3 separate regions of the Homo sapiens genome follow, and regions 2 and 3 are each linked to region 1. Evidence: chromatin loops called from intact Hi-C (ENCODE). Cell type or tissue: dorsolateral prefrontal cortex. All regions are shown on one strand.

The links. A loop is a pair of places that touch in the nucleus more often than their neighbours do. Peaks named below come from ENCODE experiments on the same cell type or tissue, not always from the same donor. Only the 100,000 strongest peaks of a DNase experiment are listed, where the experiment ranks them.
Region 2: a loop joins it to region 1, with 11 times the contacts of the local background. A loop is called at or near these places in 1 of 110 quality-filtered maps.
Region 3: a loop joins it to region 1, with 2.7 times the contacts of the local background. A loop is called at or near these places in 1 of 110 quality-filtered maps.

What each region holds. Positions count from the first base shown.
Region 1 is chr4:151,863,583-151,868,582 of GRCh38, reverse strand. The region is part of intron 2 of LOC127898557 (a long non-coding RNA gene); the gene reads right to left. Among named protein-coding and RNA genes, the nearest start is that of LINC03074, 90 kb to the left of the region's middle. In dorsolateral prefrontal cortex, no CTCF peak of the experiment used is centred here; DNase peaks (open chromatin) are centred at 2,672 and 3,122; H3K27ac peaks cover 5,000 bases.
Region 2 is chr4:151,958,789-151,963,788 of GRCh38, reverse strand. All of the region lies in intron 1 of LINC03074 (long intergenic non-protein coding RNA 3074), which reads right to left. Among named protein-coding and RNA genes, the nearest start is that of LINC03074, 5.3 kb to the right of the region's middle. In dorsolateral prefrontal cortex, no CTCF peak of the experiment used is centred here; a DNase peak (open chromatin) is centred at 2,748; H3K27ac peaks cover 4,144 bases.
Region 3 is chr4:152,014,195-152,019,194 of GRCh38, reverse strand. No RefSeq gene overlaps it. Among named protein-coding and RNA genes, the nearest start is that of LINC03074, 61 kb to the right of the region's middle. RefSeq lists an enhancer at 4,643-4,802. In dorsolateral prefrontal cortex, no CTCF peak of the experiment used is centred here; DNase peaks (open chromatin) are centred at 2,734 and 3,012; H3K27ac peaks cover 4,640 bases.

The DNA of each region.
Region 1 (5,000 bases):
GAGGTCGAGGTTAGAGTGAGCCGAGATGATGCCACTGCACTCCAACCTGGGTGACAGAGCAAGACTCCATCTCAAACAAACAAACAAAAAGAATGTGAGGTCTGAAGTTAGACACCCTGGTTAGAATCCTAAGCCTATCACTTATTATCTCTTTGAGTTTGGCAAGTTACTTAACATCTCTGAGCCTCAGCGTCTTCTACCATCAAATGTTAATAAAATATCTCACAGGTTCATTGTGAAGACATAATAAAGGAAACTACGTAAAAAACTTTGGTAAACTGTTAAGTGATATAAAATGTTATATAATTTGTAGTTAAAATTAGGTTTGAACTTAATATGGCTAACATTTTCACTCTTCTGTGCTTTTACACATGTTGTACCCTCTAACTGTTAAGTTCTCATCCTCTTTATCTATATAATCTGTATTGTCCCGATGTCCCCAGCCTGCCATTTCAAAATGAGGCCACACTTCCTTTTTAAACCAAAATTGAGTTGGCCAAAGCCCCTACATCACCAGGTAGTGTATAAGATCTGTCTTTACCTGGATTTTCCCTCCCAGGGATCCCAAAGAATCACCTTCACTAACTCATAAATCAGTTCCCCTTGCCACTTACCTACTGTCACCCTCCAGGAGCTCAGACACCCTCCAGGCTAGACTCTGCCACCATAGGTTATGGTCAGCCTCCGGGCCCTGTGGCCAAGTGAAGTGCTGCTGAGGGCCTTGTTGGAGCACAGGTGATCCACACAGATGCTGCTTCCTTCAACCTGAATGAGCATGAGCAACCTGCCTGAGCAAGAGCCAGCAAAATGGCCTGGGCTCCAGGGGCACAGTTCTGAGCATTCCCTCTTCTAGGTGACATTCACTATCATTCCCCGAGGCTACCTCATGGTACCAGGTGACTAAGCCAGAGGGGCTCAAGCATCATTTCCTTCCCCAATCTAGGCCAAGTGGCTGAGTCCAGGTTATTCATCCACATCCCCTCCCTTATGTGGAATGCACTACCCAGCTCCATCTGTGCAACATTTGAAAGTGACCCCATTCCCTGAAATAATCCCCTATTGCACACTGCCTGTTATTTTACCTGAATGAATAAAAACCTGATCCACCTCTGACATGATTTGGGTGCAGCACTTAGGCCAGGTTTAATCAGGTTGATGCCCACAATGCCAAGCCCCTGGGCAGTTCCATTGCCAACACTCCTGGGACATCCCTGGTGGCTTGATCAGGAATCTGGCAAAGCCTTAGGGCATTAGCAGGCCCCTACTTCTCCTCACACTGTGCAGCCACTCACTGAAGCAAAGGAAATTGGACTCTGGCTCAGCCAACAATGAACTATGAGAGGATGAGGAGTCAGATCGTGTCCTTTTGAACTATCTTAGGCTGTTTTGTTTCTCCAAATGGGTATTCTTTATAGCTAGACTTAAGAAAGAAAACCTTCCTTGACCACTGTTAGAGGCTGAATTGTGTCCACTCCCAAAATTCATATGTGAAGTCTCAACCCTCCGTACACCTGAAAGTGACTGTATTTGGAGATAGGGTCTTTAAAGAGGTAATTAATATTAAATGAGTTCATTGGGCTGGGCCGTCATCCAATACATCTGGTGTTCCTTTAAGAAGAGGGAGTTTGGACATAGACAGGTACAGAGGAGTGACCATGAGAAGAGGCAGAGAGAAGACGGTCACCCAGAAGCCAAGGAGAGAGCCCTGGAACAGATGTTTCCCTCACAGCCCCCAGAAGAAACCAACCCTGCCAACGCTTTGATCTCAGGCTCTAGTCTTCAGAACTGTGAGAAAAGAAATTCCTGTTATTTAAACCACCCAATCTGTGGTATTTTGTTACAACAGCCTTATCAAACTAACGCAACCACTTAGTGGGGGAGAAAGAAGAACTCCATGAATCAGGCAAGCTTGGGGCCTGAGGCCCTCTTCTGGTCCACTGCTTCCCCATCTGGGTGGCCACAGTGCTCGCCAAGGTTACCCCAGGCTGCAGCTCTGCATTTGATTCCCCCAAACACTCATAGTCTTAGCTCCTCATTTTTAACAATAGGTCTTCCTTGCAGCCACAGGAATTTGAAGCAAGACCGAAGTGCAGCAGATTGGAGAGTGGGGTCGTGGTTTGTTAGCAAGGCAGTGGAAGTGGTCACGATCCTTCAATGACTGTTAAACCTTCATCCGAGTCTGACTCCCATGAACGAACTACTCAGGCAGATGCAAACAACCAACCAGCCTTAGAGACAAACGGACCAGCGAGGAGAGGAGAGTTGTGTGGAGACTGGAGAATGTGTGTTGCCAGCCTGTTTCTAAAAATGGAATAGAAGAATGGTGAGTATCCTTGAGGCAGAGAGAAAGAAAGAAGCTCTCCCATGAATGCTGCTGTAAGGGAAGAGGCATCTGCAACTTGCCTTTCTAACCTACCCAGACTTGTGTTTTACAACTGGCCTGATACTTGTACAGGTAACTGGCCAAGAGAAAAAGTGATCATTTGGGTCTGGTGCTTCTTCCATGTTTTTTTTTTTTTTTCTTAAAAGAAACATTATAAAGCTGAATGTCTGAAATGATTTTGGATTCACACCTACTGTCTATGGAACAGCTTGAAGCTGACTAGTTTAGCTCATTGAAACACTCGGATCCGCTCAGACTCTGCCCACACACAAGAGCTTGGCACTAGCCAGGCTCCAAGAGATCTGGTTCTTGCAAACAGCTCCTTTTGCTTTCTCTCCTTCTGTCAGATTGGGCTGCTCCTTGCTGTCTTTTTCTGGGTCTTGAGGGCAGCTCTTTCCATCCCTGTCCAAGCCCCTCACTTCCAGCTTCCAGGATATGCCAAAATTGACCACTCTACCTCCCTAGGCTAGTCCATAGTGCCACACTCCTATTCTCTCTCCTCCCCTTGATTAAACTTGTATTTCCACACATCTGAACAGGCTGCTGCACAAGCTTCCTTCTCACTCACTTGCTTCCCACCAGCTCTTGTTCTGCTTCCTCTTCTCTCTCCCATAACCAATTCACTCAGACAGAATGGATCTTATGTAACACGCCTCCCTGTCACTTCCCCAAAAGGTGGCTTCCAAGCCCTGGTTGAGGCAGAGACATCTGCATTTCCACTTGCAGAAACAAACACCATGTGGGGCTCCCTGGCACCTCTCCAGGGCTGTGAGATCAGGCACACGCTGAAAGAAGTGCTATCCTGCTTACAACCCACAGTCCCTCCCTGGGCTACCTGGTCACAGATTACACGAGCAATTGTCACATAATCGTCCTGTAATGTCTTCCCAGAGATTTCAACTAGCTCCAAATTGTTTTGGCTAATAAAAACTAAGGAGATTTGCAGGAAACTCCAGATGCATTCAAACACTTGGGGGGATTGAGCAGCCTGAAGGCAGATGAAACTTAACTCAAATAAACATAAGGTAATGTGCATTGGCAAAAGTAATCTAAGATGTGAGTGTATATCTGTGCACTCCAAATTTGCAGCCGCCTCTGAGGAAGGAAATCTGGGAATAGCTCACAATGGATGAAGTGGGCAGAACAGCCAAGGCTGTCCCAGAGTAACTACTCCTTGACAAGGAAAATCGGATCTCATTTTGTACAGACCCCATCAGTGGTCCAAACTGGACTGTGTTGCTTGGTTCTGCTACAGATTCCATAGTGTCACTCTTACTTTCAGTTGTGGGAAGACAACAAGAAGTGGTTTCCAGGTGCTAGCCTCTGAGGCCAGGAGGCTATGCGGTGTTCCTGGTGGGGTAAGTTGAAGTACATGTCTGTGTTTGTCCATTTTTACCATTGATCGCCAAATCCTGGAAGGTGCCGAGTTATCTGCACCTGCTGATTAACCCCCAGGGCCGTGTTTAGATGAAGGACCAGCTTCCAAATTACAGTACCCCCTGACTTCAGACAACTCTCTAATTTGCTACATAAAAATTACTGAAAAGCCGTGTTTTGGTGTGCCATAAAGGGAGTTTAGTTCTTGGACTGGGGGAATATACACACACATACATATAAACACATGTAATAAATATATACATATATGTGTGCCTGCACACAAACACACACATACATCTGCTAATTGTGATTTCTATGGGTATGACCCTGCGTGGTCCAAGAAACCCAGTAGACAGGTAAGTGACTTTACCGGCACTTGAGAAGTACCGCTGTTTGCAGGGCCGGAGGAGGTCGGCACAGGCCTGCCAATCATGCCTTGTTCAGCCAAACCTCTCTCCTCCAAACCTCTGAGAGATAGGGGCAGATGACCACCAGCCCCATATCTTCAGCCTCCTCAGAAAGGTGCTGATACCTGCAAACAGGAGGGGGAGCAATGGCCTATCACTTCCCTCTTGCTGCAGCACCAGGAGCTGAATAGTCTCAAGTCAGCTTGGCTTACCTCCCTTCTCCCACAGTAACCATGCACAGAAAAGGTGCGATAGCACTGAGGGAGGCTGTGGATTGGGAGGAGAGGTGGGGTCTGGAATATTCTCCCTTCTAGAAAGTAGCAAAAGAGTTCCAGTGCCTGGCAGTCCAAAGGCCCCTCGTGGCATAGAGGAGAAAGGGAGACATGGCCACAGCCCCAGCACCAGGAACTGGGCAGGTCCATTTGGCCCACCCATTGCACATGGCTCTATGTCATCATTATCCAGCTGATCATACAAAAGTCCCACCTGGCACGTGGGAGCAGTTCACAGGGTCAATGTATAATGTGCAGAGCTTCCAGGTGTGTGAGAGCCAGTCACTGAGAGCTTTGGGCTTCTTCCTCGGTCCCCAAGAACTGAAGCCATTGCTCCTCTTCCTCAGTCAGCACCAGTGCTTCCTGGGGGCTATATCCTCAGGCCTGCTGGTAAGCAAAAGCCTCCTCAATTTCTCTGGTACCATGATGCCACTGAAACAAGCATACCACCCCATTTGAGGACTTTAGGAGTCTTTTATTTTTAATAATATAGGGAATGGATTCATTTTGTTTATGCATCAAATATTTTTCTTCTGCTCCATACAAAACACTACACTAAGT
Region 2 (5,000 bases), 95 kb before region 1:
AAAGAAAATTTCTCCTCCTATTCCCTATACTAGACTTTGAAGTCACTTCTATTTTTTGGTTGCTGTAGAAAGACTGATCCCCCTGCTGCGGGAAAGAGCCTTTGTAGACACACAGATTCATCAAATCTCCCCTAAAACCTCTGGTAGAACTAATGATGTGGCCTTTTTAGTCTGTGTCTTTTATCCTTCTCTTCCCTTCTTCCCAATCCCATTTCTACTTCCCATCATACCCAAGCCATTTTTGTGGCTAACCTTTGAACCCTCTACAAACCACCATTTGTGGCTTCATTTTGAACTCTCTACAAGTTCTTTAATTCCCTCCCTAGTTTAGTTCTGACTTCTTGAAGAAGTGACAAACTATACTTTAATAAGAGGAGAAAATAAAATCTAAATTATACTATATATATGAAGATATGCATAAACAAAAAAGTTAAAAATCAAAAAATAGATCAGCAAAAAATTAATAAGATAAAAATTTCATCTAATCCTATTATTCAGAGACAACCGTTGTTTCCATTTTGATATATACAAATAGTCTTTTCTCAAACAACCATATGTACGTGTTTTTAATAAAATAGGACAATACTATTTATAACTGTCTTTTTATCTCTTCTAAATAATACATTGAAGATATTTTCCATGTCAATCTTTTACATCATTTGAAGTGACTGCATCCAATTCCATTTTGTCAATGTTCATAGTTTATTCAACAACGATCTCATTGTTCTGATTTTCATCTCATTACAGATGCTCTAATGGTCACCTCTATGCCTAATATTTGCACTTGCCAACATAAACAAATAGCTCTAGGTGGAATTACTGTATCAAAGAGCATGCAAAATAGTGGGGACTTCTATACAAATCAACCACGTGGCTGAGATTTGGAATCTGATCTCCTGGAAATATTGAGAGTTTGAGGTAAGGGGAAAGATAAGAAAAGGAGGCTGTTTTGGAAGAATGGGAAGAACATGATTAATGAAGGAGGCCTGAAGGCATTCAGGTAAAGAAATCAGAGATTTGGAAGCTTCACTTATAAACCAAACATCCGGAGGAATGGGGTTCATAGAACACTTCAGAAATCTTAGTCTCCTCCCTGACTCAACTGAAAAACCACCTTTATAGATGGACGACACCTCAGCACTTCCCCATTTATCTCTTGGCATGTTTCCTCAGTGAAACATTTCTCAGATGAAAAACAGATTGCAACATCATGGTCTCAATAGAAAACACAGAGAGAGAGAGCGAGAGATTTTAAAAAGAGAGAGGATTTTAAAAAAAGGAAATTCAAAAGTCAGCATTGTTGATTTCATATAGCATTGCAAATTCCACCCCAACAAATCAAAGCTGCAGTAGGGTGTATACAACCACCATTCTCATGACCTTTGAAATTAGAGATGTGGGATGGCTGTTCTGGCATGTTTGTCTCCTTTGTGACTAGTCCAGTAAGGGTGTTGTCCCAGTTGTCTTAACATCTGATTGAAATAGAACCTTGGAATAAATATAGCAGACTGAGATTCTCCTTTCAGAACAGTTCACAAATACAACTGGGCTGAGGGAGGGACTTTGAGACTGTATCCAATGATGCCATTTTAACCACGGGTTGAGGAAATTAATAATAAAAACTAACATCCTTTGTCTTAGGTGGCCATAGAACATGTCCTCAATTCTGGACCCACATATCGCTTCAAGTCTGAATGACCCTGGAACCCAGAGCAAACATAAGGCACACCCACAAAAGAAGGAAGAGAAGGCAGAAGGAGACTAAGAATAGGAGAAAAGTAAAGAAAAGAGAAGGAGAGAAAAGAAAGAAGTGCAAATGGAAAGAAAGTAGAGAAACTGCTTCACTGCCATCAGTGGCATGAGAATAATGATTTGTTTATCCTGCTCTAAAGAATTCCTGTGCCAGAGGCCTTGAGATATTATAGTCTCTTCTCATCCATAAGAAAAAAAACATTTTCATACAGTTTGCAGTTTGCATAGCACTGGCCCTTAATACACACACACACACACACACATACACACACACACACACAGAGTACTTAAATGGTCTCCCAGAAACAAACAGAGTGAATGTCAAGTCCTTGATGAACTGGTCTGTGATAAGCCAAACATGGAAACGCAGAGGGAATGTACTTCTAGGAAGTCCAATCATTGGTACATTGTGTTGCCTTCAAGGGCGTGGTTCCAACACAACCTGAGTGCAGGATGTTTGATACCCATTCTTTTTGAGTGGGTTCTTTAGCAACAACTTCTCCTAAATGGTAAGCCCTACTTCTCAACACTGTCATCCAGGGTGGAGAGATGCTACAGCTGACAGCAGTGACTGGCAGGAGCCTGGAAAAGTACAATAATATTCTAAGTTGTCTTTAGTCTTATTTTTATTTAGGCTAATTTGCATGAGTGGTTTATGCCAAATGAGGATATTTTTCCTTCTCCTTGGAATAGCTTTATGTGAAAATATCACTCTTTTCAAAGTGCCCAAATATTACTGTGCTGAATAATGAGGCAGATGGAAAATAGGAAGGGTGGAGCAAGTTCAAAATGCTTTATGGTTGGCAGAATAGATGAGCTTTTCAGATTTCCAGCCTCCCTCTACTTTATTCATCTGACAGCACTGTCTGCTCCACCCTGCAAGGATGCAAGGACCAGAGAGGTTCCTGGCTCTCAGCTTCCAGAGGAGCCACATCAACCTCTACAGCCTCCTACACACAACCTATTCAAAGGACATGTGGCAGCTGTCTGTCCCCGGGCTTAGTGTGACGCATTCTAAGGAGTGAACACGCCCAGGGAAAGCTTCCAGGCTGTGGGACATTGCTGCTTGCAGAATTCTGCCTGAAGCATCAACCTTTTTCCAAAAAGAGTATCCAAAATTCAGTGCATTATGGATTCTTAGAAAATGGAAGATTACAAGGAGTTTTTAATCCCTTTCTGAGCAGACAGAAGCAGGAAGCAACCACCAGCTAAATATTTGACTAAATCCAGTTCACAGTTTTGTGTTGCTGGTAACACGGGTATGTCTGCTCCATCCCCAGAAGGGCAGCTGCCATATAGACGGGTTTCAGTGTTGTTCCCCGGCTCCAGCGTGCCTGCCTCTTCTCCCTCTACCCAAACCTAAGCCACCCACCGAGGCCCACGTGAAATGTCAGCAGCAATTCCAGGAAACCTCTCCCGTGTAGACGCCTCCTTTCTGTACCAGTCCTCTCCACTAAACAATTTAGAGATTAATAATGTAGCAACAAGAGAGAGATTAAAAAGCCATCTGGTAAGCAGGCCCTGACACAGCTTAAAATACCCACAAAACCAAAAAGAGATGAGAACTCACAGTAAAAGCAAGAACTTGGGAGTCAGACAAGTTTGAGTTCAATTTCTAGACCTGCTACTTACTAGTTATGCAGTTTTGGGGGTGTTTACATAACCATTTCATGCTTCAGTTTTGGAATAATAATAGTACCTACTATTTTTTGAGATCAGTTGATAGTAATTCTAAACAGTCTAATATAAGTAGCATAAAGATTCGCTATTGCAACTACTGCTTTCACGGCTGGGATGGACCACCTATTGCCGATCCCTCAGGGGAGCCCCACTAACTTCATGACTGATGGAACTAGATTGAAAAGGCTCTGGGTGGTCCACTCATGTCTGACTGGCTGATGTAATCAACAAGAGCCTGCACATGGGCAGGAGGGTCCCTGACCCTCAGTCTCTTCCTGGATGTCAAGAGCTCACAGGGCCAGAGTTCATTCATTCATTCCCTCAATGTTTGTGCTATTATGTGCTGGGCACTTATCTAGGAGCTGGATATAGAGCAATGAACAAAGCTGATAAAAATCCCTGCCCTCGTGGACCTTACACTCTAATTGAGAAAATAGGCATAAAAGTAAAATCTATGGCATCCCAAAGGCATAGGCAGTGCAAGGATGGTATCATCTATTTGAGATAGGGTGGCAGGATGACCTTAGTGAGAAGGTGATGTTTGAATAAGGCTATGACACCATCCCACTTCCTCCCAACATCCCTTCTCCTCAAGAGTTCTTCTCTTTCTATATCCATAGAACTTAGCAAGCACAGGAGCCATGAGCTACTTCTGCAGGCACAACACATGATCAGGAGGGGGAGAGATGATCCAGCTCCTGGCCAGCCCCAGTGTAGAGAGAAATGGTCCCATTAGTCCTGATAGAGAGAGACATGTCCTGCTGATATGGCAGGGACAAGGAGGGTCACTGAGGGGCCCCAGGCAGCAGCAGCAGCAGCAGCAACAGCAGGTGGTGATCAAAGAGTTCCATGTAGGCATCTCCAAAGGAGTTCTAGGGTGGGGAGGATAGCCCTGCAAAGTGGTTCTGACCACTTTTTGGGGAGACAGGTAAACATCCCTTGGCAGCTATGGCTCAAGAAAGTGGAGGGTGGTGACTACAAGGACTGAGAATGCTGCGGACTGAGCCCTCTTGCAGGCAGCGCCCCCCTGGAGACCACAGAGCCTGATGCTGCTAGCACCCGGTTGTGCTGGGAGGTGGAGACGCACAGCTGAGACTTAAGTTTGGTTGCCATCATCATTCCTTCCACCTCTTGGCTTTCCCTTCCAAAGTGGTGGCCCAAAAAGCATCCGTCACGGAAAATGTCTCTTGTTGTTTTTATTTATTAGATTTATATTCTATGTAAGACGACTTTAAGCATCTTGAGGGCAGAGACCAATTCTTACACTCCAATGCCCAAAAAAACTCCCTTAGGGCTAAGTAATCATCATAATAGCTGACACTTCTTGAGCATTGCCACATGCCACTGTCCCAAGTGCTTCATGGGGATTAGGGCTTTTAACTCTCACACCTCTCAGTGAGGTGGTAGCTTTATTATCTCCAGGTGAGGAGATGGAGGCACAGAGAGGTGAATACCTTGTCTGAAGCCACTCAGCCAGGAAGTGGCAGTTTGGCTGTAGCAGTAATGCTACTGGCTGAGTCTCACCCCTGCCGCCCCACAAATCTGTTATTGAAGTCCTGAGCCCTGTT
Region 3 (5,000 bases), 150 kb before region 1:
TGCTAGGGATGGAGTGGGAACCAAAACAGACATAGTGCCTTCCCCCATGGAGCTGAGTCAAGTGAGAAACACAAAAACATAGGTAAATAAATGACACCAGGCTTGGTGCTATGGAAGAGAACAGAGCAAAGAAGGGCCGTTCCAGGGTAGGGGGGAAAAAGTCATACCTTTTCTTCATCCATCAGTCATACAATCATGACTGACAATTCTGATAATGAAAGAGTGTAACACAAGGAAAGCACAACAAACTTACTTAACAAAGTTTTATGTGACATGAAGTCTTCAGAAATGAAGACCCAAAAACCGAAAGAAAGTTACATTTTTATGTAAGGTCTGAAGAAAAAAGTGCATGGTTATGAAGAAATACGATTGGACAAAAAAGGGTCTGATCTAATGGGAATGAACTGAGGGGCAGTGGAGGTCTGCAGGGCCTGTTTGTCCAGAGTCTTTTCTGTGTCTCTGTAAGACATGCCTCCCCGCAAGGTATGGGGCAGGACACCTGTCACAGGAGGGCTTTCAGCAGGGAAGGGAGAAGGTCAAAGACCTTCCTAGGTTTATGACTTGCTTTGAGATGAAGAATTCTAGTTTCTGTGCCTTGTTTGAGGGAGAAAGCAGGATAGGAGAAGGTCAGAGTGACCTTGTTTCCGAGGCCCTTGTAATCTCTGTCAGTTCAAAGTACCCAGCATACCAAGGAGCCATACTCTGGGGTATCATGTTCTGAACCCTGATATCAGGCAGAGGGAACCACATAGTCAGAGGCTCTGAGATGAGTGTGAGCACGTGAAAGGCCTGAAGGCACCCAGGAGCAGGGAGGCAGTGGAGGAGAGCAGGGATGGGTGGGTAAGGGCAGGACTGCACTGAGGAAGTCCTAGGAAATCATGGTTAAGGACTTTGAGACTTGAGCCCAAACTTAAAGGGCAGTGGAAAACATGCAAGAGCTTTAGAGCAAGAGGGATAACAATATGATCTTTAGCCTTAAAAAAATGTGAACTTTCCTGCAGGCTGAGGAATGGATTGGGAGACAACAAGAATGCGGCCATTGCAGTCATCCAGGCCAGAAGGGACAAGTGCTTGGACTAAGATGGAGAAGTGGAGGTGGGAGGATAGATGATTCCAGAGATACTATAATCTTATAAAACTCGTAAGATGTATTAATGAGATAAGGAAGAGGGAGAGTCAAGATGACTTTAGTTCCTTACACTCATTGGAGCAATTGGGAGACAGAAGGGCCAGCAGAAAAGAACAGGCTTTGGAGGGAAGAAGATGAATTCAGTTTGGGGCATGTGGGGTTTCAGTCTGCATAAATGTGGAAGTGGATAGAGATCCTGTGACATTTTCGCTCTTTAGTGGCTGAAATTGCCTTCTCTGACCCATGGGACTCGGCCAAGTCAACCTCCAGCCCATTCCTTCTAGTCCGGCCCCCTCTGCTGTCTCCCCTGAACCCACCAAACACAACACCGTAATACAGTAACATGAAAATGAATGTTCCCCAGGTCTTCAGTGTTCCTCCTCTGTGCGTTCCTCATTTCCTGGCAAAAGAGGAGTGGGAGAAGCCAATTTCTGCAATTTGCACATTGGAGACATTCTTATTTACCAGATACCACCAGAAAGCTGATCACTGATTCCCAGCAGCCTGTTGCAAACGCATATACCACATGTGGAACTCCAGCTCCTTCAGTAGGAGAGGCGAAAGGACAGCCCACCTCCGTGCTCATCAGCCTGGCTGATGGGATGAAAGCTGCTATTGAAACAGCCCCAGCTTTCGAAAGGCAAATAAAAGTAAACCTCTGCAAGAGAAGCGATGCAGATGAAAACCCACTTCAAGACTCCTTATGCTCTCTATAGTTCATTTTTTCCAAATCCTTTCATTGATTATGTTGTCTTAAAAGAGAGAGAGAACAGAAGTCCTTCGAAGTACCTGAGCTATGCCTGCTATGATTTTTCCTTTCTGGGCAAGTTTTTAGTCGATAGACAGAAAAGGGCCTTTTTCAAGCTATGCTCAGCCTGGAAAATGCTTGCCAAACTATTCTCCGGAAATCCCACCTCACTGACATTTTTCTGCATTCTAACCTGTCTGCTTCTAAAATGCTTGGAACTCTGTAGATAGAAGCATGGCAGATTTTCCCTTCAGGGTAAATGAAGGCCAATGGAGTGAGCTTTTAGGAGCAAGAGAGGAAACTCCTGTCTCTCCTCCTCCCCTAACCCATGCCTCCTCTTCCTCCTTCGCTTCCTTTAATGATTAACAAATATAAAGGCCACAATTAGAGATGTGTTAAATACCTTGGAGGAGAAGTAAGAGAGTGGGTGGGGCTTGATCTCTCAATAAAATTAAACAGGTGTCTTGGCCATTGTCCTCTAGAAAAGCAGGGACTGGGCAAGGAGACAGGTGGTAAAGGTCAAAGGGAAGTGAGGAAGGTCAAGGTGAGAAGTGATTCCACAGGAGGCGCTTTCACTCTGGGCCATACTAGCCAGGAGGACAGCTAGGGGCTTAGCAGATATCTTTACTTGGTACGAGGGACTTCTTCAGAATAACTGCAAGGAGAAGCACACCTCATCTCCCAGAATAGTGCACAGGAGGGAGAAAGGAGAGGAATCTGTCAGGCTCCCTCCTGTCTCTCCTCTCTCATTTGTCAAGTTTCCTCCCAAAGGGAGCTACTCCCCCATACTTCCAGATTATGTAATTCAGTCCCTCGTCTCAGGCAGCCAGATCCCACACCTTACATGGTGGTGTTTTATTCAGCTCCGAAAGTGGCGGGGCAGGAAGCCCAATCTCTCTCTCCGACTGCAAAACCTCATCGAAGTAGTCCTTGTACCTACCATGATCATCCTGAATAAAGTCTGCCTTACCATCTGTCTGAGTCCATTTTCTGCTGCTATAACAGAATACCACAGATGGGGTAACTTATAAAGAATAGAAGTTTATTTGGCTCACGGCTCTGGAGGCTGAGGAGACCAAGAGCACAGCGTCGGCATCTGATGAGGGTGGAAGGCATCACATGGTGAGCAAGCGCGCGAGACAGAGAGAAAATAGGGGCTGAAGTTACCATGTAACCAGGAGCCCACGCCCACAATGACTAATCCACCCCCACGATAAAGGCATCCCTCTAAGCCATTCAGGAGGGCAGAGCCCTCATGGTGGCCTAATCACCTCTTGAAAGTCCTATCTCTTAATTCTGTTATAATGGCAATTAAATTTCAACATGATTTTTAGAGGGGACATGCAAACCATAGCACTATCTTTTTCTGAAAAAAAAAAAAGTGGAGAGGGAAAGCAGAACAGGTGGGGACACTAACAAAAAGAGAAAGAGACGGAGGAGGAAGAGGAGTAGGAGGCTGCAGCCAAGGAAATCTGAAAAGGAACATAAGATCTATGTCTCAGTATAATCAATGACATCATCTTCTTTCCATATACTAGGTTTTAGTAGGAGAGGAAGGAAAAACACAAAGGAGCAGCTGGGTGGGGTATGGCCAACAAGGAGGTGTAGGGAGCACAGTGAGTGTGCCCAGAAGGAAAGGACCAAGGGCACAGGGTTGGCTGTGCATGGGCATTTTGCATCTCAGGAACCCGGGGCCACTGAAGAAGGCTGAGGGCGGGAGCACAGGGCGTCAGGATCCCCACTGCTGGGAGTTAAGCTCTCAGAGAAGCACACAGGCACTTTCACACAGAGGAGAGTGCATGTGAAGCCGGTTGCCATGACTGGTGATGAGGAATGCTGGTCTGTGCCCTAACCTACCTGCCGAGGCCAGCAGAGATGTCAAGATGGTGCCTGATGATGTCCTGTCTCTCTAGTTGGTCCTAGAGTGAGGAAAGTGGTAGGTATAAAACTGAACAGCCCCATTTCCTAAAACAAGTGCAGGGCCAGGCCCTCTCCTTGGCAGAGAAGAACTCAGGGCCTCCTTGAATGATGTTGCATGTTCCGCTCTGCCTTGCCTGGCTGCAGGAACACCACCACTTCCCTCCCGGGCCTCATGCCTGAGAGGGCCTTGTTAGCAGAGCACCCGCATAGGGGGCAGCACTTTCAAGGTCCCCCTGTTAGCTACCTGTTGGCCTCTTGGGAGTAAGTTCATTGGCTTTTCCCTAGCAGAGCCCCGTGAATGCTACAGAGGACATCCAAGGCCTCCTGGACTTTGCACTGGACCCCAAGAGTTAGTTACAAGGAAGCCAGAGGGCTTGGGCAAGATCTTGCTATCCAGTTAAACTGGGCTGTGGTGTTTTAGACCTCCCAAGGCTAGACCTTGGTTGTAACAAATAAACACTATTCATGTGACATTCTACAGTGTGCAAAATGCTTTCAGCTTCACTGGTGCTTGTTTTTTAGTAATGGCCCTGTGAAGTTGCTGATGAGCAATCTAGACTAAAGAGGTTGTTAAGAGGAGTTCCTAAGGTCATATAGCTGATAAAGACTTGAGCTCACATCTTTTATTCCTGAATTCTCTTCCAGTGCTGTGTTAGAAACCTAAAGAGGAGCCTGAGGGAGGAGACTGCATTAATGCAATTATTCTAATTTAGAGACATAGGTCTGAATTCTTGCATCTAAGGTAGCAACCAAGAGCGTTTTAGGCCCTGGTCTTCAGGTGGCACCCACCCTGCACTATCTTGGGCAACAGCCATGAAATCCTCCAAATCATGCATTTGCATTTCTCAGTTATCACCCCTCCCACCTGGACTATTTTGAGAAGGAAAGCAGCAAGCACTTCCCAGTCTGCTTCTCTCTGTTTCTCTTTCTCTTTCTTTCTCTCTCCAACCCCCAGCCCCGCCCCTGCCACCACAAATGCCACTTACAGAGGCTCCGTTTAATAGTATCCATCAGCCTCCCAGCTGGGGGCAGAGATAAGGGTGCAGTAGTTACTCCCCTATGCTCTTCTTCAGGGTTTGAGGGTGTCACTATCACTTCAATTTGGGAGCCCTTCACACAAAGACATGTGTGCTCAATTACCAGTTCCTAGTGTGGAGAGAGGAGGGGAAATCAACTCTGGCACCCAGCCCAACCATGCGTCTC